Linked DNA regions of Homo sapiens: region 1 is linked to region 2. A link is a loop called in an ENCODE intact Hi-C map of the cell type or tissue named here. Cell type or tissue: endothelial cell of umbilical vein. All regions are shown on one strand. Each heading gives the region's core, and the rest is flanking DNA. Links, peaks and the distances in the headings are about the cores only.

What was found. A loop is a pair of places that touch in the nucleus more often than their neighbours do. Peaks named below come from ENCODE experiments on the same cell type or tissue, not always from the same donor. Only the 100,000 strongest peaks of a DNase experiment are listed, where the experiment ranks them.
Region 1: a loop joins it to region 2, with 2.1 times the contacts of the local background. A loop is called at or near these places in 2 of 110 quality-filtered maps.

What each region holds. Positions count from the first base shown.
Region 1 is chr2:238,419,437-238,422,344 of GRCh38, reverse strand. It overlaps LOC124908002 (a long non-coding RNA gene), which reads left to right. Exons shown (of 2, transcript XR_007088163.1): 1 at 1-624; 2 at 729-959. Among named protein-coding and RNA genes, the nearest start is that of ASB1, 6.0 kb to the left of the region's middle. RefSeq lists cis regulatory regions at 1-194, 365-1,050 and an enhancer at 1-619. In endothelial cell of umbilical vein, for the core only: no CTCF peak of the experiment used is centred there; a DNase peak (open chromatin) is centred at 1,084.
Region 2 is chr2:238,255,297-238,258,204 of GRCh38, reverse strand. PER2 (period circadian regulator 2) reads left to right here. Exons shown (of 23, transcript NM_022817.3): 17 at 1,119-1,283; 18 at 2,294-2,548. Among named protein-coding and RNA genes, the nearest start is that of HES6, 17 kb to the right of the region's middle. In endothelial cell of umbilical vein, for the core only: CTCF peaks have their summits at 1,245 and 1,451 (motif pointing left); a DNase peak (open chromatin) is centred at 1,444.

The sequences.
Region 1 (2,908 bases), core at 138-2,637, 160 kb before region 2:
CCTGAACCAATGGATAAAGGCATTCATGCTCTGAAATTGACAAACTGCCACACCAGGGCAGCGGGGTTCTAGGGTTCAGGGGCGAGCAAAGCTGGACACCATCCCAAGGAACCTATAGAGCAGCATGGGGGCATTGAATGGCAGCCTCCAAAACAGAGATGTCCACGGTCTCAGCTCCGGAACCGTGAATGGGACCTTATTTGGAAAAAGGGTCTTTGCAGATGCGATTAAGGATCTCAAGATGAGATCGTCCTGGATTTAGGGCAGGCCCTAATCCAATGGCAGCTGCCTTTACAAGAGAAAGGCAAAGGCGGATTGGAGAGAGAGAAGACAGCGTGAAGACGGGGGTGGAGAGTGCAGCGACGTGGCCACAAGCCGAGGAACACCTGGGGCCCCCAGAAGCTGGCAGAGGCAACAAGGACCCTCCCCTAGAACGTGGGGGTCGGGGGAGCGCAGCCCTGCCTGCACCTGGGCTTCACACGGGTCTGTGGTGAACTGTTTCCGAAGCTTCAGGGCTCATACATCCAGTAAGGAAACTGGAATTACAGTCGCTCCCTGCGGCGAGGACCCAGCAGGAGAGCCCGGGCTGAGAGCGGGAAGGCGTCTCCAGGAGCCACACCGAGGGTAAGAAGACTTCACTCCCCTTAGCCCTGTTACTCAAAAGCACTGCTTTGCTAACAGTTTCTTTTTCAGGAACTTTTTCATGTTTGGAATGTATTTTCCCCTAGGTTATCAGCAGAAAACACACGCCTGAATGGGCGTGTCGGTGGAGCTGAGCCTGTCGCCTCATCCAGTGCCACGGAGGAGCCCTCGCGGTGTCTCCCTGCAGAGGTCACACTGGGGTCACAACTGAGGCTGCCTTGGGCAAGGGCCAACCGCAAGGCTGTTTCTGAAACCATAAAGTACCAAGAGAATGCCCTGTGTTACAATTAATAAATAGCATTGTTAATCGACGTGAACAAAGCCGGCCTTCATTGCTTTATTTGGTGGCCCATTTGGTGAAGCACTTAAGAAGAGTCCTGGCCAACATACACACATCATGGTTTTAATTACATCCTGTGAATTTATTTTTCCAGAGAGAAATATTTCTCAGGGAAATGTCCATAAAAGCAACGTTAGCAGAGTGTGATGGTGTGTGTGTGTTTCCTCTAGGAAATCTGTTTAGTTTAAGTCCCAGCTTTGAGCAGCACTTTTTACAAAGACAGGGGACCTGAAGAAGGCTGCCGACAGCCGGAGCAGGCGGTGTCCCAGCAGAGAGGAAGTCTCCAGGCTGCTCTGCCCTTCGTCTCTCTGGGAACTTGCCCCTCTCCCCTTTTCCACATAGGAATTCTGAATTGCTCTTGGAAGCCCAAAGGGGGCTGGGCTTTTCTCTAAACCCTACACACTTCTGCCCCCTCCCCCAGCTGAGATCCCCTCTGTGGCTGGCATTTCTTAGTGGTGTGAAAAGGACATTTTTGAAAATGGAATCCTGTTTTCACCACTCTAAGGAAAGTCACAACTTCAAACTCTTTTCCAGTGGTTCCTGTTGTCCCTCGAAAACATCTGTTTGAGAACTAGGCGTTCTCTCCCAAACTGCTGGGATTGTTTTCTTAGGTTGCCCTTCCAATGTTAAAGTGTTTAACCCGCATACCATTACTGCATCACCTAACTTCGTTTGCAGGCCACTGCTCACTGTGTACATAACCAGCATCACAAGCACAGGGACTCAGGACCGGGCGCTTTCTAATCTCTTCAGTCTCTGGGTCTCCTGCTTCCAGGACAGGGCTGGAGCCAAGGACTCACTCTCAACTGACTGACTGACTGCGTGGCTGATGAAGGGAGGAGTGCATTTTTAAAAGGAGAGTAAGCTGTCCCCAATACACCAGTCTAAGAAATGACCTCTTTTCCTTTCTCTACGTAAACTTCATGTCCTTATTCACAGGCATATAAAATTACAAAATCATGGTGTAGACACACATTTACTCCCCGCTCTCCTTTCTGTCATGACCCTAATGATGCATTTACCTATACGGAATCCTCGGGCTCTCTCAGACACAAGCAAATACTTCTGATGGCAGAGAGAAAAGTCAAGACGTGGTAAGAAAATCAGTGTCCGGGAGCTACGGTTTCTATCGTGTGGGCGATTAGATGCCTGACGGCCCTCCTGATACAAACAGCTAAAATGCTGGAGAAAATGTAAAACGCATCTTGTTAGAGGCATCCTCAGGCTGCCATAGCGGCCAGAAGCAAAGAGAAGGCAGAAACCCTGACAGCTTAGTGGGTCTGAGCCAGCACTCATCTCAAACTGTGTGCTGAGAGCTTGAACTTCTACCTGGATGACTGCATAGGGTGCAGAAACCAATTTAGAGCAGGAGTCTCATACGAAATGCTTGCATAGAACTGGCACCCATAGAGTCCCACCCTCAGTGTAAAAAGTAACGAGAATAAGAACAACAACAAAAAATCCACAAATAACCTCATTTAAAACACAGGCAAAATGGCTGGACACAATGGCTCATGCCGGTAATCCCAGTGTTTTGGGAGGCCAAGGGGAGAGAATTGCTTGAGCTCAGGAGTTTGCAACCAGCCTGGGCATCCCAGCAAGACCCTGACCCTACCAAAAGAGAAAAAAATAGGCAGAAGACTTGAACAGACATTTGTCCAAAGAAGATACACCAATACCAATAAGCATTTGGAAAGATACTCAACATCTTTAATCTTTATGGACATATAAATCAAAACCATAATGCAATAGCATTTTGCATCCATTAGGATGGCTACTATTTAAGAAAAAAATAGAAAATAACAAGTGTTGGCAAAGATATGGAGAAATTGGAACCCTTGTGCACTATTGGTGGGAACTTAAAATGGTATAGGCACTATGGAAAATGGTATGGTGGTTCCTCAAAAAATTAAACAGAATTACCAC
Region 2 (2,908 bases), core at 236-2,735:
ATGGCTTCTGTGGACACAGTGTAAGGGTGTAGGCTGTTTTTCAAATGATGAAAGTAGTTCAAAAGTCAGCACCCTTCTTAGGAACTAGAGGCAAAGATGGTTCTGTCAGAGCCTTGGCTTTGAGAACAGGAAGCCAGTGGGGCTACTGGAGGCCTGGGGCCGTCCCCTGACCCCCCTCATGCAGACACACTGCAGGGACATCTCCTGGTCCCCTTCATGCGGCCACACTGAGGGGCCGTCTGCTGACCCCCTCATGCAGCCACACTGGTCTCAAGTTGTCAGTCTAGGGCAGGCCCTCTTTCCAGTGTGTCTCAGAGGGGCCCTTGGCCTGAATGTTAACATGGCCCATAAATCACATTAAATCCCAGGCTGCTTAACACAACGCTGTCAGTGTTGCTGATGTTCACCACCAGGATTAGAAATGGTACCCCGGCTGGGCGCGGTGGCTCACGCCTGTAATCCCAGCACTTTGGGAGGCCGAGGTGGGTGGATCACTTGAGGTCAGGAGTTCAAGACCAGCCTGGCCAACATGGTGAAACCCCATCTCTACTAAAAATACAAAAATTAGCCAGGCATCATGGTGCATGCCTGTAATCCCAGCTACTTGGGAGGCTGAGGCAGGAGAATGGCTTGTACCTGGCAGGCGGAGGTTGCAGTGAGCCAAGATTGCATCACTGCACTCCAGCCTGGGTGACAGAGCGAGACTCCATCTCAAAAAAGAAAAAAGAAAGAAACAGGGTATCCCGGATTATGGTTGGCTCCTGACTGTCGGAAAGCCCCTCCCCACAGGCCTGCAGAAGGGCTGCCTGGCTGCAGGCAAGAGCCCCTCACCAAGTGTGCCCTGCAGCTGCCAAGCTGCTGCGCCTCCCTGCAGAGGCCTCAGGATTTAAGTGTGTAACTGCTCCCATTTCAGAACTTTCTCTTTTCCACTATTCTTCTATGAATAAACATTGGGGACAAATCACCCCATGCCTGGGCCAGAGCATCTGTGGGATGGGATGGGATGGGTTGTGTGCACCCTGGTGTGGAAGCTGTATGGGCACTTGGGTGTCGGTTTCTCATCTGCACAGTGCATTGTAATGACACACTAATGTTTGTTCCCCCTTCCTCTCATGAAGAGGCAGAGCCGCCCTCCAGGGTGAACAGCCGCACGGGAGTAGGTACGCACCTGACCTCGCTGGCACTGCCGGGCAAGGCAGAGAGTGTGGCGTCGCTCACCAGCCAGTGCAGCTACAGCAGCACCATCGTCCATGTGGGAGACAAGAAGCCGCAGCCGGAGTTAGGTATGACTATGGGCTCTTGGATCAGAGAGCAGTTTGATTTTTAACCATGAAAACAAGAAGTTTGCCATCTTAAATTTTTCTAAGTGCAGAAGAACTCCACCATAGCCCGATAGGGGGCGTTTCAGGAAATCCAGTTACGTAAAATGCAGGGTGGAGTGCGGCCAGCCAGGGCCCAGGCAGCAACCTGTCCAGGTCTCTGCTGCCCTGTGGTGCCCTCCAGTGGCAGTTGTCTGTTCTGGCATCAACGCAGGAGGGTTGATTGTGGTGCAAGATCTTATCCCCTTTAATTGGTGCGGAGAGCACTGGGAGCGAGGCCCCACCTCCCTCTTCCCTGGGCAGGCCTGGGGTTCTTTCCTCTGCCCAGCAGAAGGTGCGACCGTTAGCTCTCCCTGTTTGTGGACAGGAGCCAGTACAGGTGGTAAACAGATTTACAATGAGCGCATTGGTGGCTGAGTGTTCTTGTTCTTTAGAATATTATGATTAAAATGAATCCTGAATTTGTTCTTTACTAAGAAGAGGGAAATGATAAGGAAAAAGTGTATGTCCAAGATCCAGTCCCCAAGCCCTCCCTTTCAGGATGGTCAGTGGCCCTGCCTGTCCCTTGTCCTGTCTGCCCCATGGGCCCATAGGGTCCCATCTATCACCATGCCTGGTCCCAAACCCGGAAAGACTCAGCACGTTGATCCAAGTTTCTGGTGTTCTGAAAGCTAAGGACAGCCGAGGGATATCTTCAGCAGCAGAGCTGAAGCCCAAGGTTCCCCACGTTTCCGTTTGTTCAGCCCCAGGTTCCTGAGCACCTGGCTGTCAGGGCTGTCCTGCTCTGCTTCTTGCCTTTTGCCATGAACTTTCTCAGAAAGCTAAATGAAAACGCTGTGAGTCTCATCCTCATGCCACAGGCATCATGAAATTACTTTATACGTGAATGATTTGTCTTGTTCGTGAATATAGTGTGGCCTTAAAATAATAAACAGGGCACGTGTGGACCAGAGCCCTGGGTTCTTGTGTTACAGAGATGGTGGAAGATGCTGCGAGTGGGCCAGAATCCCTGGACTGCCTGGCGGGCCCTGCCCTGGCCTGTGGTCTCAGCCAAGAGAAGGAGCCCTTCAAGAAGCTGGGCCTCACCAAGGAGGTACTCGCTGCACACACACAGAAGGAGGAGCAGAGCTTCCTGCAGAAGTTCAAAGAAATAAGAAAACTCAGCATTTTCCAGTCCCACTGCCATTACTACTTGCAAGAAAGATCCAAGGGGCAGCCAAGTGAACGAAGTAAGTGATACCCGAATTAAAAGTGCGTTTTAAAAAACTTTATTCCTGTTGGTACTGAGTCCAGTGCTGGTTTCAAAATGTGAAATGTGTCCAGTTTCAGAAGCATTAACATATAAGACAGCTGTTGGAACTTCCCTGGCAACGCCATCTGTTTCTGTAGAACTTCCCACCGGGGGGGTGCTCTCGGGATGTCAGCTTGCATTCCCTGGGGAATAGTCCCAGGCTAGTGCCCGAGGTGGGAAGAACCATGGCAGGGCAGTGCTGCCATGTCCACATTTCTTGCCTGAGTAACCATGTGGGCAGGGGCCCCACCTGGACGGGACCTCCAGAGAATCAGCGAATTCAACCTCAAGATAGTGG